Linked DNA regions of Homo sapiens: region 2 is linked to region 1. Evidence: chromatin loops called from intact Hi-C (ENCODE). Cell type or tissue: heart left ventricle. All regions are shown on one strand. Each heading gives the region's core, and the rest is flanking DNA. Links, peaks and the distances in the headings are about the cores only.

The links. Hi-C counts contacts between places; a loop is a spot of excess contacts. Peaks named below come from ENCODE experiments on the same cell type or tissue, not always from the same donor. Only the 100,000 strongest peaks of a DNase experiment are listed, where the experiment ranks them.
Region 2: a loop joins it to region 1, with 2.2 times the contacts of the local background. A loop is called at or near these places in 4 of 110 quality-filtered maps.

Annotation. Positions count from the first base shown.
Region 1 is chr2:143,515,871-143,532,013 of GRCh38, forward strand. ARHGAP15 (Rho GTPase activating protein 15) reads left to right here. Exons shown (of 14, transcript NM_018460.4): 10 at 3,396-3,494. Among named protein-coding and RNA genes, the nearest start is that of ARHGAP15-AS1, 250 kb to the right of the region's middle. In heart left ventricle, for the core only: no CTCF peak of the experiment used is centred there; no DNase peak of the experiment used is centred there; H3K27ac peaks cover 3,116 bases.
Region 2 is chr2:143,695,913-143,712,055 of GRCh38, forward strand. It overlaps ARHGAP15 (Rho GTPase activating protein 15), which reads left to right. Exons shown (of 14, transcript NM_018460.4): 13 at 7,507-7,612. All of the region lies in intron 4 of ARHGAP15-AS1 (ARHGAP15 antisense RNA 1), which reads right to left. Among named protein-coding and RNA genes, the nearest start is that of ARHGAP15-AS1, 72 kb to the right of the region's middle. In heart left ventricle, for the core only: no CTCF peak of the experiment used is centred there; no DNase peak of the experiment used is centred there; H3K27ac peaks cover 847 bases.

The sequences.
Region 1 (16,143 bases), core at 5,104-13,103:
TAATACATCAAGATTTCTCTAAGAGTGAATGTATTCCTCGGCATACCCCAGTCTTCCTATCATTCTTCCCATCATTCATGCATTTGTTTCCTTCCTTTCATTCCCGAAAATGCTCTTTGTTCCCTCTTTTACTTGTCTTTCCTTATCTTTGAGGATTCAGTTATTCAGAGAAGGGAAGCACTCAAGGCTGATCTGTTGCCCCACCACATGCTCCCACATTGCCTCTGCGTTTCCCCAGTTATAGCAGTTTTCTCATGATAAAATGTTCTTACCTGTTTACTTATATACTGCCTCTACTGGGCAAAGATTTAGAAAATAGGGAATGAGTCTTGGTTGTTATATTACCAGAGCCTTTCCTAGCTCTAAATACAGTATAGCCACTCAAGATGTTCTTTTGCAAATAACTAAATGAATAAAAGAGTAAATTCCCTGGAATGCTGTTGTCTGTATCTTCTCATATCCACCTGTCTAAAACAAAACAATTTCTCCAAACACAAACTCTCTCTCTCCCACCCTCTGTTGTACAAACATACACACACTGCACACCACGTCTACACTAAATGACACAAAAAGACCTCATACTAAAGGACATTTTTCTTAGCATTCAGTACCTTTTATGACACCTGCTATATTCTTTTTTTTGTATATTCTTTGAATACTTTTATTAGCCCCCTATAATATTACAAACTTCTCGATATTGTTTTTACAACTCAATATGCCTACCTCATTGCTGTGAAGATAGAAGATAATATTTGTGAAATTGATTTGAGTAATAAAATCCATTAATGGGTTTTTTACTTTATAGCAATTCTTCTTCCTGACTGTAATCTCCAGACAATGTAAATCATTTGATCTGATCTACTGGGTTATTTTTTCCTAGATAATATTTTATGTCATTCTTTCTTGGAGTGGTTACACAGTGTTTTGAACAAGTCATTGTTACTTGACCAAAGTATTCAAAGCAAATGCCCATTACTATTTCCCACTTCTCTATACTATGTCCATGTGTTTTGAGCTTCTTTCTGTTACTTGGATAAAAATGCACATTTCCATATTGGAGTTTTGTTTTTGTTTGTTGTTGTTGTTGGTGTTGTTTTGAGATGGAGTCTCACTCTGTTGCCAGGCCTGGAGGGCAGTGGCGCGATCTCAGCTCACTGCAACCTCTCCCTCCGGGTTGAAGCAATTCTCCTGCCTCAGCCTCCTGAGTAGCTGGGACTACAGGCACGCGCCACCATGCCCAGCTAATTTTTGTATTTTTAATAGAAACGGGGTTTCACCATGTTGGCCAAGATGGTCTAAATCTCTTGACCTCATGATCCGCCCACCTCAGCCTCCCAAAGTGCTGGGATTACAGGTGTGAGTCACCATGCCCGGCCTGGAGTATATTATTAATAGTGTTTTAGCTTTAATTGTTCCCTCCATGTTGGGTTGTCACCAATTCAAACCATTATGTTTTCCTAAGAAATAAATGAAAATTATGATTCATTGAATTCTCTCTACACTCGATTTTGAGTATCCCCTTATAACAATATATATCACTGAACATTATTTTATGCTGCATTATTATTCTATCTAATTTTACATATACTTTAAAAAATGTATTGACTACCTCCACTGATGGTTAAGATGATGTCTTGCAGTCCCTCATTCTACAAATGTTTATTGAACTTCTAGTATGTGCCAACACTGTCTAGGTACTCAGGATCCAATAATAAATGGTTGAGATATGACGCCTACTCTCCTGGGTTTTGCCTTCTAAGCAAGGGAAACAGCTAAGCAGAAAACATTTCAGTCTCATATGTCAAGTGGAGATATGTGCTCTAAGAAATGTAAGGCTGGGAAAGTGGCATAGAGAATGGCATGGAGTGGAGCCATTTTTTTAAAGGCTGGTAGGAAAGGCTGCAATAAGAAGATACCATTTGATCAGAGACCTAAGGCAATGGAGTTCCATGAAGAAGAAAATGCAAAGTCCCTGCAGCAGAAGAGTGCTTGGCAGCCATGAGAAACAGCAATGTGGGGCTATTACAAATTTAAAGACGGGGAGGAAAGACCCAAATGAAATCCATTAATTAGTGGAGGTCAGATTATGTAATACCTTATAAGTTACAGTAGGGACTTTGATTTCATTCTGAGTGAAATGGGAAGCCCTTGGACCCACTAAATATTTGTTTCATTATCAGTAATAAACAGATACTATCTCAATAGCAAAACCCAGAAATTGATGGTGGTGAGGGTTGCACAACATTGTGAATGTACTTAATGCCACCGAGTGGTACATTTAAAAATGGTGGAAATGATCAATTCTATGTTATATGTGTTTTACCACAATTATAAAAAACAAACATCTGTCTTTAAATACTGCAGGCCAGAGTCTGTGCAAGCACTGGTGAAGACATAGATGATTCAGACACTCAGAATCTGCTTTGAGAGAATCTATTCCATATATTATAAATGTAAATACACAATGCAAGGTAGCGTCAATCATGTTCCAAATGAGAGGGCTAGGCTAGGATTTCACAGTGGGTATTCTCGGAAACATTAGTCTGGAGACATGCTCTCTGAAATCAAAGGATGTTGCTCAAATAAGTTTGGGGGAAAATGCATCCTTCACCCCTCATGGGGATTCACAGCACACATTGGCATATCATGGGCTTTAAAAATAAATGCATGTTAAACCTGTCTAACTTTGCAGAACCTAATGATGTGAAACCATTTTGTTCGCAGGCCCTTTTTCCTGAATCATCTATTAACAGCCTGAGGGTCTGGTATTCCAAAGAACCTGTGTCACAGGAGACACAAAGCTGAGATAGGAAGGAGTTAGTGAAGAAAGTGTGATCTGAACTGAGCCCTAAAGGAAAGGTGATAGTTAGATTAGAGAAGAGGAAGGGCATTCAAGGCAGGAGAAATGCTAAGTAATTCACTTCGAAGCAAGTCTCCTAGAACTTGCCTCCTCATATACTATTGAGTTGCAGAATGAATGTCCTAAATATACTGATAACATTGTAATTTTCGTAACCATTAACTGGTAAACTTCTTCTAAAACACTCAGTATACCAAAGACACTAAGATAAATTATTTTGCAAAAATTTTCTCAATTCTTTGTCTTTCCTTTATAGACCACAAAATTAAGGCCCAGAGAGACTATAACTTACATAGTCATCCCTGCCTAATCGATGCCTGAGCGTCAGTTTTCTCACTCTGGGGCGAGGGTCCTGTTCCATCAAGGAGGGAGTTGTGGTCTTCATATGTCTGCCATAGACACTATGGAAATAAAGCAAAAAAAAAATCTTATGCAAGATGAAGATTTCAGCATGCAATGGATATGGAAACGGAATCAAATTAAAGAACAACGCAAGCTTGGATTTTAATGAAGCTCATCTTTGTTTCTTTTGCAGATCAAATTTTTGGCTCTCATCTGCACAAAGTGTGTGAACGTGAAAATTCCACAGTTCCGTGGTTTGTAAAGCAATGCATTGAAGCTGTTGAGAAAAGAGGTGGGTGACTGAATGTGCAGCAGTTCCCCCCATTACTGCACCCTCTACACAACCAATACTCAAGTTAGCAGTGCCACCTGATTTGTCTGAGAAGCCATGCAATTAAAACTTGACTTGTGTTAATCGGTTAAGAGGATCATCTTTCTTATTAACTTCAGTTTGTTTTTACAATAGGGACATTAGTAATTCTCACTAATGTTCTTTTTTGTTTTTAATATTTTGTCTGTCTGACTTACTGTTGATTCAAGTGCAAACTTCTTGTTTTCAAGCCAGTGATAAAACATTCATAAAATATCAGCACTCACAGTGTTAGAACCTTCCTAACATTCATGCTGGTAGACGTTGTGCCAGAACAATTTTTGGTAAGCCCCCAACATTACCCAAGTTAAGCAAATAGCATTCTGAATCACAGACAGTGATATCCCACCTTCCACATGTCTCTGTTCAGTACAGAATACGCTAACGGGTTTTTTCAGGAACAATTAAAAGACACACCTCAAAAGATGACCTTTGATTCCTCTATTTCAGCATTCTGTTTTTCTTCTGAAATTATTTCATCTTACTGAAGGGAACAAAACAAAACCCAACTGAATCATCATTTCTACTCCACTCTATCTGTGGGGTGTTTTTCCTTCAAACTATGACTTCATTCATTCAAGGTCATTTTTCCTGGAAGATACATATAGTAGATGCAGAATCTTAAAAAATGTATTGTATAAAAATGCAAGGCTTCATCACCATCTGTTACAAGTTTACAACATATTCCCAGGATCTAGGGGGATATATATCATGTAAAAGATAGAGGTGTTTTCAGAAAAAAGGATTGGTGAACCTATTCCCATTTCCAGCTCCTAGTCTCTTAAGACAATAGAACCAAGGGGAAAAAATCTTTACCCAATAATCTACTAGGAAAAAGCCATTTTAATTCTCTCAGTGTTACCTGGCTTTATTATAAAAGCATAATAAAAATGGTCTGCAATTTCTAACTCCTGGAAATTCATACTTTAATTATACTGTAAGGACAGCCTTGGGATCCTATTATTCCCCTATCAGTAGGGAATGAGAGAATAACAAGAAGGGGAAGAGTGGGTAGGGAATGTGGATAAAGAGAATGACTTTGGGGAAAGCATATCAACACATCAGAGAGAAGAGCAGAGAGTACAGTGAGAGTAGAAAGCAGCAACTGCAGGATGAACATGAGGAGAGGTATCTGTGAGAAATGAAGTCAATTGGAGTTTAGAGAAAAATGTTTTTATTGCAAGTTGCAATTTCATTTAATTTTATAAGTACATTTTTAGGAATAAATATTCTTTGGTAAGTACTTAAAGACAAAATGGATCACTGAGAATATTATAAAGTTATTATTTCCAATAACTAAATTGTCATCATTTTCAGGAAATCTTCATCCACTTATAAATACTCAGCCCTGACAGTGTGAGCACTATTAGACCAAAAACCCAAATAGGGCGTTGGGGAAGCACATAATAAGATGTGTGCATGTGTAAAGAAGCGCTCCATTCCTCCCGATTTATGTCTCCACCCTAGGCAAAACGAAAAACTGCTAGATGCAGCTTTGCGGTGTGCAGATATTATAATATTGCAGAGTAGAAAACGTCTATAAATAGAAACCATGTCTTTTGTTCATGGCATTTTGTTGGTGATTTTTAATAAAATAAGACAATGTTTTTGCTGACTGGAGCAATCACATCTAGCATTATATTTCATTGTCCCTGTGTTTACTCTTAAAATGAATTTGTAGATCCAGCACTAAACAGGCGCTAATCACACATATGATTATTAAAATAATTCCTAAGCATTTTAATGAAACTCAAAGACTTTCCAATTCCACAAAGCAACTGATAATTCAAAGCACTTTGGCAGCATCAGCTTAAAGGAACCCTATGGAAATATTCAGTAAAAACTAAGAAGCACAAGATAAACCTCTCACATCATTGCAAGATTTACAAGTGTGTACTTTTGATTATAATTTTCTATGATCATTTTGTTGGATTAATATTCTTATATTTATACACCAATTCTATTTACTCAAAGTGTTGTTTTTACGAAATTCTGGCATAAAGCATTTCAGGACAGAAATAATTTATGTGAATCTAAGTCCAATGTTTATGCAGGCTTCTGATGACATTTTATGCTGGGGTTGGTATTAGGAAGTAGCATATAAAGGCGCCAAGTCTCTCAGCATGGCTGGGACTCAGCATATCTGGATCCCTCCTTCTAATGGCCAGATACTCTCCCAGCCAAGAAACTCAACTGCAGAGTCATGGGAAATGCTGATGGACCAGTTATGGGAAAGGAACATTTAATGAAAACTATGTGTTTACTCTCACAGTCTTAGGGAAATGGTCTTGATACTCACTACATCGGCACATTGGCTGTTATAAAAAAGATTTGTTTCCTTCTCTTTTTTTTTCTTGTGATTATTTTTTACTCCTTTAAAAAAACCTACAAATTGTGGCTATATCTCTAAAATGCTTATTAGATGGATGATTTAAAATGAAACATTATCAGGAAGGCAGATCTCACTATTCATTCATTAATTCATTCATTTATCCATCCAGTCAGTCAGTCAGTTATTTGTCTTACCTGTTTGTAATGAACAGAGCCAAATTGCTCACACTTCTGTAGTCTCTCCAAGGAAATTCTACCCAGTACTTGGCAAAAGATGCATTCTTTATTCATCCCTGGTAAAGTGATATTAGTTACATTTTAAATTTTGCAACTTTTGGACATGCCTAGAAGAAAATCTACCAATAAACTGAATGTGAACCAATTTAGCTAATAACTTGTTTAGTATGTTTCCTTATCTTGATTTGGTTCTCTTTATTACTCTAAACTACCAGAGCATTCTCCTTCTCACCAACTATTATAACTAGATTAACTTCATTTCTGTGGTTTCTGACATTGTCTGCTGAGCCTTGAAAATACAAGCAAAATTTGGAAGACAAACTGTTAAGGAGCATGTTAGTCTTTAAAGCTCTTCCAAGTGGTTCCTTCCCGCTTGCCTTGCCTTTATAGTCGTAGAGCATGTATATGAGAAATCATAATTAGCCAATGAAAAACTCAACTTATGTTTCTTTTTTGAAGCAATTTCTGTGAAAATATTAAAACACGGTTCTGCTAATTCTTAATTCATATCCTGGGTACAATGACCAAAAGCATGAGATCATCTGACACTATTTTGGAGGTTTGAGGAAACAAGCATGTAGAGCAGGGGTATCTAATCTTTTGGCTTCCTTGGGTCACATTGGAAGAAGAAGAATTGTCTTGGGCTACACATAGCGTTACATACACTAACGCTAACAATAGCTAATGAGCTTTAAAAAATGCAGAAAATCTCATAATGCTTTCAGAAAGCTTACAAATTTGTGTTGTGCTGCATTAAAACCCCTGGGCCATGGGTTGGGAAAGCTTGATGTAGAGGAAGGCATTGTGACATATAGTAGATACAAGCAGTGAGAAGTTCATTTTTCACTATGTTATAGAACACTTTGTGTAGTTTATGATGACGTCATATGTGTAGAAATTGCTTACTTAAAAATGCGATCACCTGTGTCTCTTAGATAGAAGGGCCTAGGAGACCTGAAGTAAACAAAGTATATATTTTAAACTGGTATAACAAGTAAGACCTTAATTCATAGTTCTTTTTATGCAAAGCATGTAATTGACTATCCTTTGTTGAGGTCCATTATTTGGAAAGAAGCTTTATACAGCACGTGACACCTTGTAAGTACTCAATAAATATTGGTTAAATGAAGCAATCGAAGCCAAATAGCTATTGAGTACCTACTTTGTGTCATCTTCCATGTTACCAGCTGATAATACAGAGGAGATAGACATTAAGCAAACAGACACACACGGTTATGTATGTTAGCATAAACTGTGATAAGTACTATGAGAGAAAAGAACAGACCCTACAAGACAGAAGAACCATAACAATAATAAAAAGCAGGGAAATACGTGTGTTTAAAAATGATGTAATAAACCTTGAACGATAAACACATATTTATCTGGTTTTATCTTCATTATAAGACCAGGAGACATTTAATTTTGCCTTATTTTGCAAGTTATTTTCTTAACATTGTGACTATGTGATATAGGGAGTCCTTTGGTGTGAGATCTAAAAGGACATGCCTTAAGTGGCGAACCAGTCATGTTTCTACCCAATAATACCAAACATGCATTTTGCCAAATAGATATTTTATATAAGAGTAGTGTTAACTAGATAAATGAGCATATTTCTACCCTAAAGATATTTTTATGGATCCAAAATTTTTTTGGTTTTAAGGGAATAACATTAATTTTTTTAAGTTTGTAATATAATTTAGATTAGCATTCATTTGGAATATGTCTTAACTCATACTTCCTTCATGATTCCCGGTTCTGGTTAATATGTACCCAAACTATTTTAAAACATTAAAATGATACCTAGAGATTTATTGTACAACAGTGTGAATATACTTAGAATTACTGAACTATACACTTAAAAAGGATTAGGAAGAGAAATTGTATGTCATATGCTTTTGACCACAATTTTTTTAAAATGAAATCATGTTTTTCAAATGTGATAATTCCAGGTATAAGCAACTTTGCAGAATGCCTCAGCAGATGCTAATCAACAAGAAGTTTGCCCTTTCTGTCTTTTTTCTGGAACACGAAATACTATGACAGGAATGGTACACAAAGTTACATATTTGACTTGGTGCCTAAAAGCCACCCTGGGATCCATAACCTTGCTTAAAGATTTAAGAAAGACCTTTAGTCTACTTCTGAGAAGGTCCTTAGCCTCAAAAACTTTATCTCTCAACTTGACTTCTTAGCAGCTGTTATATTTTTTTTGCTGTCGTTTGTTTGACAGGATCCAGTTATAGGTTCCGATGTCTGTTTAAAGAAACAAGGAGGCTGTTGGCTTTAAAATTCCCTCATTGCTTGTGTGATCAGCATTTTCCCAGGCTTTTCTACATAGTTTGCCAAGCAAAGGGACTGACCTTTTGTAGCAAACACTTTTTCATTTCAAAATGCTCACTTTGATTTTTGTCCCATTTTATGCTCATTCCAAACTGTTTACAACCCACTAAAAATGACTGTGAATTATATGTTTGTGTAATGGATTCCTTTTGTGGTCTGAGTGGAATGTTTACTTTGAACAATTAGTTATCTTTGGGTAGATTATAGCAACTTGGAAAAAGGATGGCTAAAATTATTATTATACCTTAACTGTTTCTTTTTTGGTAATTCCTCTACTGTTAGGAGAAGTTTGAGAGAATATGAAATTAACAAGCCTGTGACATTATAAATGAAACCTGTTTAATTATGTGACTATTTGGATATGTGTGTTAATATCACGAGAAAGCGTGGCTGGACACCTACTCAACTCAGTAATATACTTATCTAACAAAAATGTAAAACTTGGCATGTAAATAAATACATGAATATTTGCCATATACATGTTGCATTTGCATATGCACATGAATGTGTTATATAAATAACAGACATGTTAATACAGCTATTGTACAGTACCCATTGTACAGTATAGTAGCAAGCATTGTAGTTGTTAATATAATTTTCCTGATATTTGATCCAGTGCACCAGTCTGCCTCTTGAGATCCTACCGAGTGCTTACTTGCAAAAATCAGACTTTACATAGTTGTTTCCCGTTGCCTTTGAATCCAGGCCCCGAAACTGCAGATCATATTGCCTTCCCTAGACAAGCTCTGCTCCCAGTTCTGCTAATTTTATACTGTTCATTCTTTCCCACTTTGGGATAATCTATTATAGTTGGATCCAGGCACGCACTAAAGGCTGATACTTCCATGAAGAATGTGCAATTTGTACTGTTAAGTTTGTGATGAGATTCTTGAAAACTTTTATGATTCTATCTTGTTCCAGAGAGACTTCTGCTTGCTAGTTTTATAAGCAGTGAGTAAAAAAAAGTAACAAAAACAAAACAAACTGATAAAAATTACATGCTCCAAAAAAAAAAAAAATCAAGAGTACAAGATAAGCACTTTTTCTTTTTCCCTGGAGAATATTTGTGGACTGAACAAAAATGTTTCTGAGGTCAGTGACCTATGTTTTTGTTTTTTTTTTTAAGTGTTTGCTTTTCATGCCTTATGTTAGGCATCTGCATGCATTTACAATGGAGGTGATCTTAAAGAAGCTCCATGAAAGTTTGCAGTGAATCTCCTTGGCTTTTCTGAGTTAAAATTAAGACCAGTTTAGTGCTTTGGTGTTTTGTGTTTTGTTCTGTTTTGTTTTAATGCAGCCACAAAGACTGCCACCTTCCTGACAGCACAGTGTTGTGCTGGGTCCAAGCTGGAATTGGCTCTTTGGGGTAGTCACGCTGGGGCCTCTGTGTCTGTAAGAAAGCCACATTTAGGGCTCGAGGGGAAGACAAAATCAAAAAAGAATAAACAGGAAACAGCCAGCAAGAGTATAAAAGAGAAACTAGGAAAAGACAACCAAAAGAAATCAGAGATGACAAGGTGGAGAGGCGGGGGAAAAGCTGCATTTTGCAATTAAGAAAACAAATGTGGATAAGAGGACATGCTTGTGAGGTCTGTAAGAAAGAGAAGACAAACTAGTGAAAACATTGCCATCTCTGCCATAGGTACCTGATACCTGCTTTGCTGTTCCAGAGAAACTTACTTATGCTCAAGAAAATGCTTGAAACTTAAACCTTGCAATTTATGGCATGCATTGAATGTTCACAAACTCTGTATACGGAGCTGGTTATTAATTAATTCACATATTTATTAGTGACATTTAACAGAGTTTATCTATGTCTAGCAATGCATGACAGTCTTATTATCAAAAAGAAAGCTTAAACATAACAGAAGTTAATGTAGGAATAAACGTGCAGTTCAACAACCAGAGAGGCTATCTAAGAAATACAGCAATGTGGCTCTGGTCAAATCAGTCAGCGGATATTCCCACACTTTAAAATCCACAATGCATCAGAATAAATAATGTCGCTTCCCAGATACAGCCTGAGTCTAATTTCCAACCTCCACCCCCAATGTAAAGTTTAGGTTCTTAACATACTTTTCCCTTGGAGTCAGTTGGAAGGAACAGAGCCAAAATTAAGACCCTAGGAAATTAGCTTCTTATTGTGTATGGGGAATTTAAATAATGCAACACCTCAACTTACCAAGATGCAATACTCTCAAATAGCCTATACTGGTGTCATTTACACAGTGGGAGTTCTAGGACTGGGAGTTTTCCCATTACAAGGCCCTATATGCAGAACTTAAGAGTTCCACCATAAAAATAATCTTGGCTGAAAGTTAGCAGGATGTTTTAGCCTGGAAGCAAATGTTTACAAAATTTGAGAAAAAATTGCATGCATTTGGAAAGCTTTCAGGTTTTCAAAAAGCAGAAGCAAATAATAATAAGGCAGTCAGAGATTTTCAGATTTTTTTGCCCTAGCATTCAAAAACTGACTTGTAGCTTTTCAGTAGAAATGTTTTGATTCTTGTCCCATAATATGAACTGATTGATTAAAAATAATCAACTTTCACAACAGTGTCACTCTGTTTTATGAAATAATTTGTTGTTTACTGGTAGAAAAAGAATCTATACATTGTATTTGTGTAGGTATTTCCCTAGGGTTTAAAAATTAATGATAATTAAGAAACCAAATTAATTCAGGAAGCTATAAATGAAACCCAAATATTATACTCCTTTGTGGATTTCCTAAAGCATGATGTTCTTTTTTAAAGTTTATACCAAAAAAAATGACATTTTCCAAGGGATTTTTATACTTTCAAATTGTATACTCAATTTAAGCATTAATCAATTAGTCTACACATATATGGTAAAAGAGACATACAGATTCCAGGTGAAATAATTACAGTGGTCTATATGAATGAACATGACATATTTTTTTGTACAGGATATTTAGAACTTTTTACCCATTTCCTTAAAAGACTCATGTCTTAGAGATTCCTCTAAATTCTTTGGGAGGTTATCTTATAGACGAGTAGGCTATACAGTTAAAGATGTTTTTCTTGGGTTCAAAATAATCATTTATTTTCTTGTTTTATCTCTCTTTGCCTGATTTTATACGTTTCAAGTCGCTTCCTATTTTTGGTTCAGAAAAAAAAAATGGAAAAAATCAAGGGCTGGACACTTTGAGAAAAAAACCTAACTCTGCAAAACCAAAATAGCTCTGAAATGATAATGCTGGAAGAATTCTTGAGGTTATAGTAGACCAGAGACCCAATATGTAAATACACACTCTTTTTTAAGAAGATAATAATGTCCTATATCTAGGGTGTAAGTATATCTTATAGAAGAAAAATATTTAAAATATTAAGTACATGATGTGCTCCCTCGTGTATAAGCCAACTTCTCATATGGTACCTAACACATAATGAATTCTCAGTAAATGGTGTATAATCAGATAAATTATATTCAACATTGCTGAAATCCTCATTGGAGAGTTGCACACCATTGCTACCGATGCATATAGTTGATAGTATAAAAAGATCAATCACCAACAGTTGTTGGTTGAAGGCAGCTCAGAGAATAACATGGTCTGTAAATCCACTTTTTAAACATTTAAACAAGTTCATTTCTGATAAGAGTATATCATATTGTTCAATAAGGTACCATTCTTGCTATCAATACACAGCTATGCTAAACAATTGAAGTTAGGTTTCCTTAATGATTTTATTTTCATCGATTTTTGGATACTCCATTTAAGTTAACCATCAGCAACTACTAAAATATCCATTCTCTACTCATTTTCATCAGAGGAAGTCATATCCCATTAGGCATTGTTTCAATTCCAATAGCCTGCTGTTTTTAATCAAGTAACTGAATGGTAACTATGACTTGTAATTGACATGCCTGAGAATGGTCAGGCTTAGGCTCAGTTCCCATAACCACACAGCAAGTTAAGCCCCACATCTTTTCCTTTAATTCAGACTTGGAATGCCATGTTAGTGCTGTTTTGTATTAGTTTACTTCCCTGTGAATATATCACCCTCTTGATTCATTGTTTGTTTTCCATGTACCTCTCAGGAAATTTTTATTTGGATGATAATTTTTTTGAGTTGATAGAGACTGTCCAATAATTAAAATAAGAAATATATGGTCAATACACAGGATCTATCAATTTGAAGTTAATGAAGACAGAATACATGATTTTGCTATTGGATATTGATTTCATTTCCTCCAAATTTACTTCCTAGCAGAAAAAAAAAGTTAAACTCTGCTGTTGCTATCAAAAGCTCTGTAAAGACGTTGAATATACCAATGTTATTAAAATTGGACTGTTGTCTTTCTTCTTTTAAAATGATGTTGTTCTTGTTATATTTTGCATTTTCTGACAGTTTGGGATGACTAACTCTTTAGTCTCCCTATAGAACAGTTGCACACCTAACAGATGGTATTGTCACGACAACAGTGAGATTTTTTTCTTCCTTTTGTCTTGAAGGTAGGCATTTGACGATGTATTTGATATTACATAGTCTAATATTGGAGTCCATGTGTTTGGCCTAGAGTTTGACAGCATAAGAAACATTCATTTCCTCTGGATTTAATTATTGACTCTGACATTTCATGCTACTGGTTTTCTCAGGGTGATCTCAATTATACCTAAAGCTTCAGTGAGCCCTTCAATGACTTCAGAGCTCCTATATGCAAATAATTACTCAAGCTGTTTTTTTCCCACTCAGATCCATGGTCTAGAAACAACCCTTCTTGAATTTCCCTCTGTCTCCTCAAACTGAACTTTTTTGAACTAAACTCATCACTTTTCCCAACAAAGATGTTCCTCCTATTTTATTTCTTAACTCAGCCCGCAGCATTACAATCTATATTCCCCATTGCCCTAGAAAGAAATATGTTAGACATCTTAGATTCTTCTCTCTCATTACAGACAGAATCATTCACCAAGCCTCATGAGCTCTACTTTCTTACTATCTCTTGAATCTGGTTCTTCCTTTCACTTTCTGTGACCTTGATTGGGCCTCCATACTTCCTTTTGAGATAAATCTCCTAAGGAGGTCTTTGCCTTTGTTCTTATTTCTGCCCAGGCCACTCTTTTCAATGCTGCCAAAATGATCCCTCTTAAATACAAATAAGATTGTGTTATCCCCTCTTAGAATCCTCCAATGATTCATTGATCTCATAAGGATAAACAAAATTCCACACTAATTACCCCCATAAAAAAGGATAAGCATATGACCTCTGTCTACTGTTCAGCTTCATATCCTTATAAGCTGCTTTCTATGCTCCAGGAATACCAAGTACATGAATTTTTCTAATGGCCTATTCCTTTCCCATGCTTTTCTTTCTCCCTTTTTATCCATCTGCCAAATTCACATTCATCTTCTTGTGAATATCACAAGAATCACCTTCTCCAAGGAATATTCTCTAACTTAAATCCATAACCATCCCGCCATGATCTCTTGAACATCATTAGCCCCTTCCTCCACAATATTCCAGTGACAGCTTTGCTTTTCCTAATAGAGCCCTTATTGCCTGGAACTACAATGGCTTGTTTCATTATCTGTTTCCCTATCTAGAGTGTGAGTCCTTGAGTCTAGGAATTATGGTTGGATCACCCCGTCCCCACAGTGCTTAGCACACTATACCTGGCATATGATAGGGCCTCAATTCATAATGGATGATTAAATGGATGAAGAGACAAATATTATCCAAGCTTTCTGTTTATCCACTCATCCATGCCTCTATCCTTAGAGAAACAAAGCTTACAGATTGACGATTCAGTGACCTGCTAGAAGAGACAATGATTAAATGTCTCTTTAAACATAACGTAAAGTCATATTATCCAGAATGTAAAGAAATTACCTTAAAAGTGAAAGTAAGGGTTTTGTTTTTTGTTTGTTTTGTTGTTGTTGTTGTTGTTTTTCCAGGGGGCATGATATATATGTAGACCAGTATGACATACCATATTTGTAATAATCTTGAATAGGATAGGACGGAAATAGGGCAATGACCTTTGTGTCCAATACAGGTTTCAGACAAAACATACTTTCTCATTTTTAATAGGGAGAAACCAGTCTCTCAACAAATAATGTTAAATTGTTTCATAAAACTGAGGGATTCGACTAACTAAAGCCAAATTTGATGCTTTTGAGACCGACCAGTGTCATAAGAATAGCACTATCCACTTTCTGGTTCAAAATATTATGCTCTTTTTTATATAAACCTTCAGGCATTGTGCCTACTTCCTTGTAAGTTTGTGTATAATTTTTCCCATTATCACCCCCTAGGTAATCTTTCACCATCACCACTTTCCAGGCATCTACCATCCACTGAATAGCCATGTTTCTGATTATCTTCTCCCAAATGTATCAGCTTGCATTATTTAAAGCTGAATCTCATTTTATTATTTCCTGCTCGTATTTCTAAACTCCTTAAGTCCATTTGTATGATTCTTTTGTCCTCACAGATGTCCACAGTTCCTCCCAATTTAGTATCATCAGCAAATTTAATTAATGCTCTGTTTACCTCTCCTTCTAATGAAACCAGTCCCTTGTTTCATTTCATGATACAAAGTAAAAAATGTATTGGCAATAAAACAGTCCAAAGAAATGTTTCCTCACTGTAGGAGGGGAAGTTAAGGATACAGCAAAGAACAATGTGGTGAGGAGTGGACAGTGCAGCAGGGTGGTGAGTTAGTTTGCTATTGCCCTGAAGCAAAACCTTTTTCACAGAGACTACACTTTGGCATATTGCCTGGGTTGATGCTGTGTGTGTATGTGTGTGCGCGCATGTGTGTGTTCTGTTCTGGAAGGTAGCTTTAATATCCTAACTGAGGACATTTTACCAAAGATGTATTTATGAATATATGAAAAGCATATTGAAAACTATAAATATAAATGTAATTATAGCTTTATATACATTAGTATTTATAGTTTTAAATACAATAAAAGGTAAGCTAGTAATGTCTGATTCATGGTGTAGTTACAAATCTAGATATGGATGCATACATCTGGATATATACAGACATTCAATCATTTTCAGTGGGCTTTTTCTAGCATTCACTGTGATGTAAATTTATCTCTGTCCTTAACTTGATTAGTGTTTTAAATCCAAATTAACCCTTGGATTTGAATCAAATTCTTTGTAAATAGCAGGTTTATAGGGTAAGAAAAAAGAACTTTTTTTCAGTTGTATCCAACATGCAAACTTCAATCAAAGAATATTTTAACCTCTACAATTAATAGGCTAGAAAATTGAGCTTGATCAGAGTAAAAGGCCTAACCTGCTAACTTGAAGGTAAGCCAGCATATGTTCTAAAAGTTACACTATAACTCTTTGAAGGTGTGGATATACAGATATTGTGTCATTTACATGAGGAAAACAAAGATGACATTTATTAAGCACTCATAATGTTAGTGCTTTCCAGCATACATACCAATACTGTGGAATAAAATTGTACATTAATTACTACCTGATACTTCATAGTCTGTATTCTTAACTCCAGCAAAATCTCATAAACGTTTGTCAAGTTTCATATTAAGAGTCAGTCTTCAGAATGTGGATGGATTAGTATAAATCCAGTGACTTTACTGGGAAAAAAAGTACTTTCAAGTTTATGCTTTGAATGGACAGACAGATGTTAAGATCAAGATCTCTATTGTTGTATACAGGA
Region 2 (16,143 bases), core at 5,111-13,110, 180 kb after region 1:
AACTCGCCCCAATGTGAGATCATAGTGCATCATAACATAGATAGATACAGCCACATGAGAAAGAAAAGATATTATTACTTTCCTGAATGTATTTGTGAATGTATCAAGAAGTTAAGCATAATAATTTTGAAGACTTCCAGAAATTGATTAAATAGAATTTTACACTCGTTGATTTGTATCAATTACACATCTGAATTATTTTGGAATGAGTAACATCTCAGAAGCTTTTTGAGTTTCACAATTATCTTAGATGATCCCTTCAGTTAGAAGAAAGACATAAACTTCACTGACACCTACATAATGACATGCCTTATATTTAAACATCTATTATGACACCTTTTGTAATTTATCTGCCCCTCCAGATTGTAAAATGAAAAGATAGCAACCAACTTTGTATCTGCCACAGGTTGCACACAGGCCTGAATAAATAGGGTTTTCTTATTTATATATAAGATAGATATATAATATATATATAATTTCTTAAGAAATTATACCTTTATTTTTAATAATTTATGGCTAGAGAGCAGGGATAGAGGTAGAAGGAAACAGAGATTACCCTTTAGAAGATCATTCTTAACATCCCTCCTAAGAGCATGCTGTACATGGTCTAATTCCTTCGGGACCAGGACCAGAAATGGTTCTGGAAACAGTGCTAAAGGGGCCAGTGAGTTGAAGCTTCCCTCATTTAACAAATCCATAAACTTATGCCAATTAATTGGCCAGAGTAATTTTTGATACTGACAATTATTGACTATAAAGAGTTGTTCCCATTTTTTAAATTCTTCCTAAGAGGGCTTGTTTATTCAAAAAAACAGCCAAAACATGAATATCTCCTGGAAGGAGAAACTGTGAATACAAGGAAATCTGGTGTAGAAAAGAGGTGATCAGTTCCAACTCTCAGGTGATCCTCCCTAGAGAAAGAAATGTCTTATTTGAGTCAGATAGATTCAGTTCCTGCTTGGTCTTTCCTGCAAGTAATGTACCTCTCTTCTCAGGTTGAACTGTTTTGACACAGTTTGTCAACATCAAAAGCCAAACTTACAATGTATTTGACATTGCCTTCCTTTTAATTAAATATAAATATGGCTTTTCTGGGGTTTGGGGAGAAGGGCACAGAACCTTGAAAAATTGCAAATTGCCAACTACGGGCTACGCTCAAGGCGGTGGTTTTTCCTTGTTTATGATGCAATGACACTTCTATTTATGATATACTGTAACTACTTAGGAATTTTAACCAAATTCTCTGATAATTGACAGCATTCCATATATTTACAAAGCTACAACATACTGTACCCTGTTCCTACTTTTAGGAAAGCATACTAAATAGTAAAAGTATGACTTCATTTGATTTCAGAAACAACCTTGAACCAGGAGCAGTTATGTATCAGGGATGATAGAGAAGACAATGAGAAAGAAATATGTTTTAAGGGAAGAGGACTTACAGGGGACTTACTTAAATGATCACTTACTATGTGTACATTTATGTGCACTGAAATATTTAATTCTACGAAAATCCAATAAGATGTATAATTTTTCTGTATTTTCAAGTAAAGAACTAGAAGCATCAATAGTTCAAGCAACTTGCCCAAAATCATACAGCATAGCAAAAATTCTAACCCAGTCTTTTCCAGATTCCTGAGAAGTGGTATGTCACTGGATATACCGATTTTCTTATTTATAATGTGAGTTTGAAGCATGTGTATATTTGTATCTATTTGTGAGATTTGAATTTGCCCCCAGAGCATCTCCTCTTAAAGCAACTATGAGTTACTCAAAGATATTTATCAAGCAATTGTTGTCATCCCTGAGATGACTCCTCAATGGGCAACTCAAGTTTTGGCATTAAAAAGTGTATCCTCAGAGGTTTGTATCCAGTTGTAAGGCATGCTGAAACAAATAAAATGATCTCTGGAGATACTCCTTCCTCCTGTAAGCAAGCACAGTCTCTAACTAAATTCGGAAATGGCCACAGTACAAAAACTATAAATTGAATAGAAACTAGAGAACTGCTATTCTTCCAAATATAGCTCTGACATATAGGGACTACCATGTTTTTCATACAGGGTGCATTAGACATTTCAGAATAACTTTCAGAAGCAGAACAGCTGTGGTACCACTGACCTCTTTAAAACAAAGGAATACAGTTGTCCTTTAAGAACTGTAGACAAATGAGATGAATATTACTCCCTATACATTGATTACTGGGATAAACTGGTCTTTTCTTCCTCTGAGTGGACCTATATAACAAAGCAGAATTTATTTTTAAATGTGATTTAACATGAAGCTATAAGAACAATAAAGGCATGGATGATAAGGACAGAAAAGTGTCCAGGGACATTGGATCCAAGGTTCTTCACTGTACAGAACTTTTTCCATCATCATATACAGCTTTATCTTATCTCTTTTCTAAAAGGCATTGGGTTGTAAACGTGCTTTAGTAACAACATTTCATGCAGATGAATGCAAGTGTAACTATCATAAACCATATTTTGAAAAATGTGCCCTCAAAACTATAAAGCCACATTCTTATCATAACATTAAAGGCTATTTCACATCACGTAGGTGTTACTTCTCTGAACAGCATGGAATCATTTTTTAAACTTGTTTACAACAATGAGTTTGATGTAGTTTGAGAAGATGGGGGCAGGTTGGTGAGGAATGGGTATTAGTAAGAAACAGTTGAGAATCACTATTGGATGGAAAAAAACGAAGCACTATAAAAAGTTGTGTGTGCAATTGTGGGTTCACAGCTTAGAGATTGAAGAGGCTATTTGGATATGGGTGGAGAACTAAAATGGAGGTATTTCATGGAATAGAGGCAAAAATAAATCATAATAGAATAAGGGCAGGAGTAAATGCAAATGAAAGAGGGAAAGAATTATGGAGTTCATTACTTCTGGAAAGATTTTGTATAAGTCTCTTCACATACAGTTTGCCTAAGAGTACAAAAAGTTCCTTCCTCCTCCCACCAGTCATAATGTAAAAAGTTAGTGATATCTCAAAGTCTTCTCAGAACCTTCAGCGCTTCATAATGAGAAAAACATATGCTGAAGGAGAAATATTAATAGAAAATGCTGTCTTTCAGATGCTCACTGAATCAATTGAAGACAGTTGACACATCTTTAGTAAGCTGTTTATGAATCTTAGCTCATTAACCACTCCTGTATTATGTATGCTGATTCCAATTCCTAATATGACACATCAATAAACCAGATCTGAAAAGGTGTCATTTCGATTTTAATGTATCCAATTGTATTTTTAGATGTTTCTCCACTTGAAGTGTTTGTGTTATTTCCTGATTTTACAAGCTATGGAAGAGTGGGTGTGGTATTGATTTGAATGAAAAAAAACACTGCTTTACTATAACCTTTTCAGAAGATTTTGTTCTGATTATGTTGTAAGAAAAATAAATTGTTCCTCCTTAATATTTCAGCTCTCTCTAAGCCATGGTACACTTCCCCATTTAGCACTTAAGTATAACTTGGCCACAAATATGCATGCACCAATATCCAATTGTCTGATTCCCCAAGAATGTGTGAAAGTGGAAAAAGAGAGAAAAATATTTCTATAAAATATTCTTCATGTAGAATGTTTCTTATAGGCAAACTTGGAAACCGACATGTACTTTTCATAAGGATACTTATACATAACTGACCTGCTCACCAATCAGACCATCAATTTCTCAGCCTATCACAAAGTATTTAGGTTGTTGTGTAATGTTGGGCTACTATAGCAATTGTACTTTCACCAACTGGCACCAACTCAGTTCATGAATTAGCAACTACATTTTGAATGTCCCTGCAACCAAATAGTATGCTAACTGCTGGGATTAAAAGGTGAACAAGACCCAGTGGCTTGGGCCTCAAAAGAGGTGAGAGGGGTGCAGGGGAAGGTGAACATTTATATAGTACTTTGTTTTACTTGTAATTGTGCTTGGTACATTACATACTATCTTGTTTATTCAACAAAACTACACTTTTAGATCTTATTCAAAGAGAGTAAGAAACTTCTCCAAGACCACACGGCTAATAAAAAGCTGTTACAGAATTCAAACCAAGGTCCACATATTCCAGTTCATGGTCACAACTTTCATTAGTTCACTCACTAATTCCTTTTTCATTCATTTAACCCACCACATGCTAGCATAAAAATTGCCTAGCTTTAAAGGAAAATTCCCTATTTAATAGGGGAATTTGACAAGCATTCAAGCAGTACAAATACCATGTGAAGTGTTGTGTAAGTAGAATATTCTAAATGCAACAGAACTCAGGAGAGGGAGAGCTGACTCTAAGAAAGCTCACAATTATTTTACCTGTTGGCTTAACGGACTTGACTATGTCTTAATTCCTGCCCAAACACCATGAAAGTGTCCTTGCAAATCAGCTCTTTCTAATTAAGCAACGGCCAATCTTTTCTAACCCCACCCTGACTGGATCATGTTCCCTATAAGTAAAGTTTGCTGGTTGGAACCAACAAGACTACTCCCCACTTCTTGCCTGTAAAGCTTAATTTATAGCTGCTACTTCTGTAGCCCTCAATGTCAACTGGTCCCTTTTTTGGAGACTCTGGCATTAACCTGATTATTACTTTAGTCAGAGACTTCAGTGAAATTAGAAAGGTCTCTTCTCCTCCTCTCTCCTCTCCTCTCATCCCCTTCCCAGTTTCATACTGATTGCTTGCACCTAGTAGTTCACCAGATCCTCAGGTAAACTGTACTGGAATCATGCCAAACTGTACAGAATGTATCCACCTCTTGAATGAATATATATATATGAGTGTGTGTGTGTGTGTATACACACGCATATATACACACACAATTATGGTTGTGTGGTATTAGCTTCAAACGGTTGGATAGAAAGCATTCAAGCATCCCCAATAGCTCTGACCTGGGCATACTATGCCAATTTCACTCTCATCTTCATTAACTTGTACTTTTTTTCTGGTTTATGATATTTCATAGGCCCCAGTTGGTCTTGTGAAGCATCACATTTTCTTACCATCATTAAGCTCCAAGAGGGCTTTTTACTATTTGGCAGAAAAGATGAGGTCTGGTATAGGCTATGATGTTGCAACTTTCTTTTTTTTCTCTTTCTCGCTCCCCTTTGTTTCTTTTTTTTGCAGTTGTCCAAGCCATATTATGTTGGAACTCTTCTAAGAATAACTGCAATTTTGAAAGCTTTGACTGTGGGAGGCATTATTTATAGGCCTTTGTGGTTTTAGAAGGAAAAAGAAAAGCTTCCAAGCAGAGTTCTACTAGGAAGACTGCCCCCATCCCACTTTAGCCAAATACCATCTTCTGCAGGATATTTTCCTGTAATTCCTTATAAAAAAATTCTTTTGCGACAACATATTAAAGAACCTGCCAGTTTCTAAACTAACTCTTTCTTATCCTACTGTCATAAAGTTTATATATCTATTGAATTGGACTTTTGTAAGTACATCTTATTATTAAGAACTGTATTTGGCCTTAGTATCAGAGATCCATCCTCAAAGGCTTCAGTACACAGGGCTTATTTTCTTATGTCAAAGAAACCCAGTGGGCCAGGCGTGGTGGCTTATACCTGTAATGCCAGCACTTAAGGAGGCCAAGGCAGAATGATTGCTTGAGCCCTGGAGTTCAAGACCTGCTTGGGCATCATAAGGAGACCCTTTCTCTACAAAAAATAAAGTGAGCTGGGCATGGTGGCATGCACCCGTGGTCCTAGCTACTCAGGAGGCTGAGGCAGGAGGATAGCTTGAGCCCAGGAGTTGAGACTGCAGTAAGCCATGTTCACACCACTGCACTCCAGGCTGCACAGTAGAGCAAGATCCTGTCTCAAAAAATACAAAAGAAACCCAGAGGCAGACAGTGCAGGACTAGTATGACTGCTCCACAGATTCGAGAAAGCTCTTTCTACCTGTGTATTTCACTCCACAGAGCTTCAGTTCCCCAGATTAGCTCATAGTACAGCCACTCCATCTACATTCAAAGAAACAGAAAGGAGGAAAGGTACACAGGCTAAAAGCTAAATCAGCTCATACATGCTCTCCCAGAAGGCCTGACCAACCCTGTCACTTCAGTCTCATTGGCCAGACTTGGTCCCATGGCCACTCCAGCTCCAAGGCAGCTGGGTCTATTACCATCCTCTTAACAGTGGGATTGTCTTGCTAAGGAAGAAGAGAATGGTTATTGGGTGGATGTTTGCCTTACATATTAGTCTTTTTTATATCTTATTTTCCAGCTGTGGCCTGTTTAGAATCATCAAGAGCCCTGTGCTAGAAGTTAAAGTATAGAAAGGAAAGTGCATGAGGTGTTTAAGTTCAATAAATAATTATACCTCTAGATGATAAGGCCCTGGTTAAAACTGTGGAAAGATGAATTCCCTAGTGTACTAAGTAAATCAATTTTTACTTTTCCATCTATAAACAAAACAAAATGAGAGAAATCAATGTGGTATGCAGTTTTGAACAACTTCCTATTTTATAAAATGTTTATGACCAGGAAATATGCTATTTCAATTTTTTTTTCTGTTTTACCCTCTTATTTTAAAGCAAAAACAAAATGTGTAAGGGAAAAAGGATAACATGGAAATAATTTTTAAAACAATTTTCCCTTCTACAAAATCAAGCAACAATAGAATATTTGTAATCAAATCACACTATATGTCCTTGTTTAGTTTCCCATTGCTACTTAACACTCACACAAACTTAAAACACAAACTTATCCTCTTACAGTTATGGAGGGTGCAAGTCTGAAATCAGTTTCAGACTGAAACTGAAGAGGTTGGTAGGCCTGCGGTATCCCTAGAGGCTCTGTCTCCTTGCCTTTCCCAGCTTTTGGAGACTGTGGCAATTCCTTAGAAAGCAGCCCCTCATCGCATACCCTCTCTTTTCTGCTCCCGTTGTCACATGAGAACTCATATCACCTTTTCTGACTCTCATTCTCCTGTTTCTCCCTAATAAGGATCTTTGTGATTCCACTGGGCCCATTGAGATAATCCAGAAAAATCTCCCCATCTCAAAATCTCTAACTGATCATATCTGCAAAGTCCCTTTTGCCATGTGAGGTAACATAGTCACACATTCCAGGGATTCAGACACGGACATCTTTGGAAGGCCCTTGTTCACCCTACCACTCCTTGTAAAACAGGACATTTAAGAAAACCAAATGTTAAGATCAGGAAGATAATGTCAAAGTCACATTGTTGTTGCTTTCATGTTAAGATTATCTCACAGTACAGCCATTCTATCTACATTCAAAGAAGCAGAAAGGAGAAAAGGTACAAAGGCTAAAAGCTAATCAGTTCATACACAGCCTCCCAGAAGGCCTGCCACTGTCAAATTCAGAGTCAAAATAAAAAGAAACTCCTTAATAACCAGGTTGAGTCCACCTATTCCCTTTGACTACTGACTAGGACTCTTAGTTGCTAGTCTCAGTCCAAAATTTTCTCAAGAAAATTTTCTCATGTACCTGTACCTATGAAATCTTGTTTTTTCCCTAACCTTCCTTTTTATTTTTTTTTCCAGAAAAGCAAGACAACAACACAAGAATTGAAGCTGTAAAATCTCTTGTACAAAAACTCCCTCCGCCAAATCGTGACACCATGAAAGTCCTCTTTGGACATCTAACTAAGTAAGTTGTAAGGATTTCTGGATGTGTCATTTTATAGTCATTTCCTAAATGGGCAATATTGAATTTCACATCTCTAAGGCAAGAGTTTCCAAATGCGTACATCTCGTATTTTCCCTTGTAGCTGAACTAGGTCTTTCTGCAGAAGCTGGAGAATGTGTTAGGGATAGGAAGGACAATCTACAAAAGGAACTTCTGAAATAACTTATTTTTCAAGGCCCTTTCAACTAGTATATGTTTGCTGATTGCTTGTCAGAACCATCGCCTGGACCCTGGGATGGGTCATCTTGACTTTGTTATCTAACATAATGAAAGAACATGAAATGATTCAGACATGGATTCAAAACTCAGCCCCACCATGTACCACGTGCTGGGGCCACAAATAAGTTACTTAAACCCTCTGCAACCAATTTCCTCATCTGTAAAATGTTGGCTCAGATTGATAAGGTGCTATCCATGTAAATAGCTAAGAGAGGAGTCTTCCAGGAAAAAAAAAAAAAAAAGGCAAATGTAAAGCCCTAGAAGCCCCTAAGAGCTGGAAGTATTTGAAAAGCAGAAATTAAACCCGAACTGCTAGGCCCAAATGTGGAGGCAAGATGGGATCAGGAGCTGAAGTCCCAAGTATCACACTAGCATCAGATCACATAGGTTCTTGTGGTCCACAGTGAGAGATTTGGATTCTATTCTAAATTCAAGGAAGAACCACTGAAGAATGCTACAATTGAGGGAGTGTAAAAGATTGATCTGGCTGCTAAGTGGAGAATGCATTGCAAAGGTGAAGAGAGGAAGACCTAATGGCAGACAACCACAGTAGTACAGGCAGGAGATATTGGTGGCTTGAGTGGAGCCCTCAGAGAGAAATGGGTAGAGATATTGTGGAGATGGATCAGGCTGGACTTGCTGCTGGTTGGGATACCATTGGGAAAGGAAAGGAGAAATCAAGTGTGCAAATTTTGGGTTTCAACTTGGGCAAGTGAAGAAGCGATAGTATCGCAGAGATGGGTAAAACTGCAGAGAGGAACAAGTTGAGTAGGAAAAGCAGGTTTGAGAGCTCTATTTTGGACATGTTAAGTCTGAAATGACTGTTACTCATTTGCCTTCTGTTAACACCTTCTTCAGATAAGGCAGAGTGCAACGCAAGTTATGAGGTTTTAGCTTTCATGATATATGCATAGTAAAATTGAAGCCTGACAGAGGTTCAAATAGATTGAGCAGTTTTGCTTTTGTGAGATTAAATCTCCTTAAACACCTCAATCACTCATAATTTGGGATGAGTCATTCCTACAGATTATTCAACTAATCTATTACATGATTTTTCATTGTGAATGTAATACATGCAATTGCACCCCCCAAAATTAAGCAACAGTGATGCATTTACATTTAAAAACTGAAATCTGCCTACCACTCTTAGCCTGCTGAACAGAAGTAACTAACATTTTTGTATGTATCCTTCCTGACCTGTTCCTAAACACATGCAAACATATGTGTGTATGGTTGCTTCTAATGTTAAAGTACATCATATTGCACATATTATTATACAACTATTTTGTAACTCATATACAGACTTCTATTTCATTAAACAGACTTATCTTATTATTTCTAATGATGTCAATAGTATTTCATGGTATACACAGTCCATAACTTGCTAAACCAGTTCATTGCGTTAGGGAACATGTTTTAATCTGACTCATCATTTTCTGTCTTATTTTACTCTCAAAAGGGGAACTTTATCTTAAAGTTCAGAAAATCTCTTACTATTAGAGTGTTCCTTCTTGTCACTCCCACATACTGGCTACGGTGAGAAATCCAATGTGGTTTAGTGAAAGGATCTTGGGCTTTAAAGAAATAGAAAGAGAGACCTAGAGTCAAATCCTTGCTCTATGCTTTACTCCCATTATGATCTCAGGCAAGTAAAATCGGATTAAATACTATCAACCATATCTTGTGGTTATGAGAATTAAATGAGATAATGCATATAAAACGCCTGGCACAAGGTAAGCATTCCTCAAATGTTAATTCTTTTCCCTTAGGATCCAGACACACCATGAAAGCGGTTTCAAGTTACAAGTAAATACTGGAGTGCTTATCTCAGTAACTTTAACTGGACAAAGTCATAAAACAAATGGAAAAGTATACCCTTTAATGCTATGCAATACCTTGTCTTAAAGTTCTTGAGAAATATCCGTTACTCTGTCCCAATTATTCCCTTTTTTTTCAACTGAAGAAATAGCTATAAAATAAAGAAACTAAGAGTCAGCTAAATCCTCCTTCAAATAAAATAAATAAAACACACAGAAGAGAATCTATCTAGTTAAAAACCTTCAAAGGATGACGATCGTCCATGTCCAGGCCACATAATCCCAGTTTTAACAATTAATGCCTGATCCTGTTTTTTACATCCCAGTTAATTTCCTAATCTTGTCAGAACTTTCATTTAGTTCAATAGAGATGGAAATAGATGTTTTAAATTAAGATTTAAGATCAGATTATTATATCACTTCACAGTATTCACATTTTAAGATTGATTATTATACATGGGAAGAAGTGTTGTTTGCTAGCCACCAACCTTTCTTGGGTGGTATGACTATATTTCACCCTGTACCAATTTATAAACTGGGTTTAATTATGCACGAGTGTGTGCACACAATTATATCTTGTTAAGCATTTTTTTGCTAAGTTTTTGATAAACAGCCAATCGTGGCGTGTCATCAAAGCCTGAGAAGACTAAATAAGAAGATTGTTTAACAGGAATTTAAATATATTCGTGTTTGAAAGAATCATTAGAATGTTTTCCTTAGTCTTAATGCATTTGGTAGTTCTTCAGAAAATCTATCGTCAACCCTTGTATGTAGTGTTTATTCCAAATTGTTGCAAATATATATATTTTGAAGTTTGTTTAGTGAGGGTCAGGGAATGTAATGAAGTGCCAAAAATTCCACTTGACCTACGTACTCTACAGTCAACAGAAAAGCACTCCATTTTTGCAGAGCTCTGAGTTAAATGCACTCCTCAAAGCAGATCAGCTATCAACTGGGAAAGCTTAATGCGGCACAGTTGGACTAGAAGGTAAATGCAAATCCTATCCACAAAAGCCAGAATTTTTAAAGGATTGTGATTATATTAAGCATAAGGTTGCACAATGGCTGCACAGGCTGACTAGTCTCAGAGTCCAGAGTCTTCATTCTTAATCAAACTCAGGGTCAAGTTCTATGCATCTGCTATCATAGCTTAAGACCAGGAATTCGGAATAAGCTATCATCTCAAGATCCCGTCAGCCAGAAACCTTTATTAATAGCCATTTTCACAAACTGACATTACAGTGATAGGCCCTGGAAGGTCCTCTGGTACCTTCTGAATCATCATATAAATGGCAAAACTGTCTCTATAAAATACAAGTGTCAAATGCATTTTCCTATAGCCTGCTTCTTTGGAAAGGCAGAGAGGCAGAGTGAAGATGAAGTTAGTGGGAAGGAGGACCTAGCAAGATGGTTTACTTGCTGATGGATAGTAGCTGGTGGTTGAGAGCCAGTAAAGGGGTTAAATAATAACTAGGGAATCGTTAACCTTTTATGAACCAGAAAATTGCATGATGTGCTCAGTGTTAATGTAAGAGTCATCTGACAGCAGAGTATAGGATGAAAGAGGTAGAAAGAGGAGAGAACCCAGGAGGTCCCAGGGGAGTTGCAATTGGATTGGAGTGATGGACGTCAAAAGGAAAGAAATGGCCAAAATCTTGAGATTTTTCAAAGGAAAAGTCCACACAGTTTTCATTTGTCTCCCATATCCAGTCAGCCATAGAGATACATCTGAGATTTCAATGATAAGTACTTATGAAAATAGTCCCCCTGATAGCATTATTTTTAAAAGCAAAATGAGATATTGTTTAGAAGGGTGCTCTTTTCTCTGTTTTCCAAAAACAGACATGGGAAAGAAGATGACGAGGTTGTAGCAAACTAATGAAATAGGATGAATCCGATTTTGGCAGGTGTGTATTAATCAAGGCCTCTATATGCTGCTGGTTGGGATGGACAGCTAACATATCGGAAAACCCGTATATGCAATGTATCTCGAGAATGCAGACTTTTCAAAGTTTCATACCTTTAAAACCAGTCACATAGAGGTGAAAAGTTTATGCAGATAAAATTGTCCATGGTAGCACTGTTTGCAACAGTGAGCATTTGGAGACAATGTAAGTGTTCAGTGATAGGGGAGGGTTATGTAGAACAGGATACATCATATTGCCTTAGTAAAGTGTAGTTCATGGTTTTTATTTTCTTTCTGCTTCAACTTGGAGAAATGCTGTGTTAAATGTTAAATAAAATCAGAGATACAGTCTTTTGCATATTCAAAGAGAGCATAATTATAAATATGGGGGAAAAAGTTGTGAATGTAGAAAAGACTATAAAAATATTTACTAAAATGTTGATATTTCTTTGAGTTGTTGGATTGTGAGAGTTTCGTTCCTGTGTTTCTTTTTACCCCCTAATAATGGTATAGGAGGAGACATTGAAGTTAAGGGAACAAAGAAACCAGGCTTTGGAGTTAGGCTGATCTGAATGCAAGTCTTGGCTCTGCCACTTACTGGATGTATAACCTTGGCCAATTCATTCAACTCTAAGCTTCCATTTTGTCATCTGTCAAAGGGAGATTATAAAAGAACTTATTTCTGTAGTGAGAAGTATATGAATAATGCTTTTGAAGAGTCTTGCATAGTACTTAGCACCTAAGTATTAAATAAACATTTTACATCAATGTATTTTTTAAATGTATTATATTACATGTATTATTATTACAGTATTTTATAGTGAGGGTAATATAATTATTAATGAAATAAATATAGCAAGAATTACCAAGGCAGTGCAGGCTAAATTACTGCTAAATTTCATGATTTCCAGAAAAGTCTTTATCCCATCTCAGGATCTTTTTCCAAAACTTGAGTTTCCTTACTGTCCTGACTCAGCCAGTTTCCCAGAGTCCCAGTGAGACTATTTCACATGTTTGACAAGCTACATCACACCCCCATTCTCATACCCAATCCCCACTCTTTTCTGTCTCAGACACCCTGTCAGCCTGGCTGGCATATTGTCCCCTGGTCTTAGTTCCAACTCTTTTCACCCTCCAAGTGATAGTTTGCTAATGTGATCATCTAGTCTGCCGGCCTTTGGGGCAGGCATAAGGAAATTGGAAATAGGCACAGGTCTCTCTATGCCTCTTATGAAGAGCCTCCTCTGTTAGAAGAGTCTCCCTAATAGACTTCTAGTTCCCTTGCTTTGTTGTATAACTTCTCAGAGTGATTTTCATGATCAGAATTTCCTGCCAAGACAAACAGAACACCAGCTTTATGAAAGCCTGATAAGTAAGAGATTTTGAAGCCAGCAGGGCCATACTCTGTGTCCCAGTCACCAATATAAACACTCCTAGAATCTTATCAACTACATATCCACCTAGAATCTTATCAACTACATATTCACCTGGAATCTTATCAACTACTTATCCACCTAGGCCTGGTGCTGCCCTTTGGAAGTACTAGAACTTTTGTTGTCATGACTATTAGTATATTCTAGATATTGCTGAAGTCTTTTTCCATATTTTCATTTCCATGATAAAAATAATACATAATTATGGAAAATTTAGAAAATAAATAAAGTCTTTCCACAGAGCTAAATTTAACTAGTTGACCAGATTTCCTTTGTGGCATGCATTTTGCAAGCCAAAACAATCTCAAATTTGTGAGGGGGGTGTAAGGACTCAAAAGAACTTTTATGTACACATTATGCATGCACACATTACTCAGAGAAAATAAAATGTCTTAGAAATGGGCAACTTTTAATAATGACTTAGGAAGTAATGTTATTTGTTGATTTTTAAAAATAGCTTTGGAAGAATATATTTGCTGCAGATTTTACGTGCAAATAAACATTATTGTAGGAGACTTGCACTTTGTAAAATAGGTTGAAAGTTAAAATCTTCCCTTTTGCATTGACTCTAAGGAAGTTGTCCAGCTGTTCATAGAATTCCAAGGTGAAAAAATGATATGGCTGAATAGACAAATCTCATGGACTAATGCCAATTGAATGCCTCATTGAAAGTAGAAACTGTTGAGCCCCAGAAACTGTTGAGCTGGGGCTATTTTGTGAAAGTAAACCAATATTTAAAGCTTCTCTGTGGTCTTCATGGATATTAAATAAAATATTCTACAAAAGCATGTCAGAGGCAACTTAAATGATAATGACCTAGAAATATAAGGGTTGTATCAGAAAACAATGGAGACAAAATAATTCGTCCACCCTGTCTTTAAAATGACACTGTAGGTATTTCTGATGTTTTGGTGGGGAGAAATTAGATATGCTTAAAGAATGGACTTCAAAGCCCACAGCCATCACCCTTCTCTCTGGTCGTCAGGGGCCATGCTGGTGACGCTCTCTGCCTCCCATCCAGGCCTCTGAATGCTCAGCTCTGCTGTGCTTTTGAGCACGTTATGTTTTTCTGTGCTGTCTTCTGGCACTCCATTCTTTTTCTGTACACTTTGGTCTTTCACCCAACCACAATACCTGATATCCAAAGACTTGCAGACATGGATATTTTTACTGGAAAATGAGGAACCTGTGCAAATTATTATTTTCTTTTACTCTCTCTTTTCTTTTTTTTTCTCTTTTCCTGTGGGACACGGGTTGTGAGTTGTTTGAAATAAGCCAGAAGCTTCATAGCTCCTTTGCTTTTGTATTTGAAATGGCACCCTGATCACTTTAAAGAGCTAATGTACTTCCTATGGGCCTGAAATTTCTCAACTGGACTCCCATAGCAGAATTTGGCCTGGTAGTTAAGAAAATTAATTACTCTGATCGCGAGGGTGAAGCAATAGTTCCCAACTCCCCATAGTAATCATTAAAATGTCATCTACTTAGGAGACATCTTGGCATGGGATTTATAAGGTTTGTGAGCTGAGGACTAAGGTTCAGTGATCCTTCCAGCAGTGCCTCCTCGTTCTAGAGGAAGGCTGTGGGAGATAAGGTTTTAAGACGGGAGTGAAATTATTACTTTAGATCTTTAGATTTAACATTTGAATGGTAACATTCACCACTGAAAAATAGGAAACAACAAAACCTAAAGTTGCTACCATCCCATCTATCATTGTTGTCTCTATTGTTAAGTGATGGCCAACTGTATGAGGGTATTTCCCTCATGAGAGGTAAAATTTTTAAGTTGCCCCACCCTTCTCTACTATGAATCTTGGCCTTTAACCTAATGGAAAGAATTTGGAATCAGAAGACATAGTCTCAGGCCCCATTCTCAGCCCTTAGAAACTGTACAACATTGAGAAAATCTTTCAAAGTCTGTAACCGTCCCTTTTGTTCAGGTGTTAATTAAGTCAAATAAATTCATATTTGTGAAAATGTTTGGTAACTGTAAAATTCTACCTACAAATTCCTTCAGGAAGTCTCAAATGAGTGCCTGCTATATTCCAGACCTGAACAAAATCAGGGGTTGGAAAAGTGTGGCCCACAGGCCACACTCAGCCTGCCTCCTGTTTTTGTCAATAAAGTTTTATTGAAACACACATCTATTTGTTTATGTTTTGCCTATGGCTGCTTTCATGCTACAAAGGCAAGAGGTCACAATAAGTCATAACAAGGTACACAAGGCCAAAAATATTTACCATCTGACCCTTCACAGAAAAAAATTGCTGACCCTTCAACTCAATGTTAAATGCATAAAGAGGATTCCTACCCTCACGTATCTTATCGTCTCCTGAGGCAGATAAATTAGTAAACAATTATAATAAACATGATGCAATATCTAAAATGCTAGGAGAATTCTAGGCAGCAGCTGAAATTTAGCTTAGAAAAATCAAAGGATGCCCCCCAGAGGACATGAAACAAGCTATCTTTAAGGATGTTGGCTTGGCAGACAACAGACCTACTGTAGGGAGAGAGAATACTCTGTACAAGAACATGGAAGAGAACTGCAATGTGGTAAAGAAATGGTGAGTCCTCTGGAAGGATTAGAGAATTAGGAATTATAAAGAGAATAAACAGTGGCAGATTATGAGCCTCTAACGTTGTAAACAAGTTAAATTGTGAAGAATACCATACAGTCTGATAAGGAGCTTGAAATTCTTTCTGTAGGCTAAGCACTGTCGCTCACTCATTTAATCCTAGCACTTTCAGCGGTTGAGGAGGGAGGATAGCTTGAGCTCAGGAATTCCAGATCAGCCTGGGCAACATAGTGAGAACTCATCTCTACAAAACATTAAAAAATTAGCCAGACATTGTGGCATGCATCTGTAGTCCCAGCTACTCAAGTGGCTGAGACAGGAAGATCACTTGAGCCCAGGAGTTCGGAGGCTACAGTGACCTATGATTTTGCCAATGCACTCTAGGCAACAAAGCAAGATCGTGTCAAAAAACAAAAACAAAACAAAACAAAACCTGTAGACATTAGGAAAATCACTGAAGGATCTCAAGTGGAGAGGTAAGGTAATGAAATTTGTATTCATAAAGACCACAGTTTTTATAAGAGTGAAGGACAGCTTG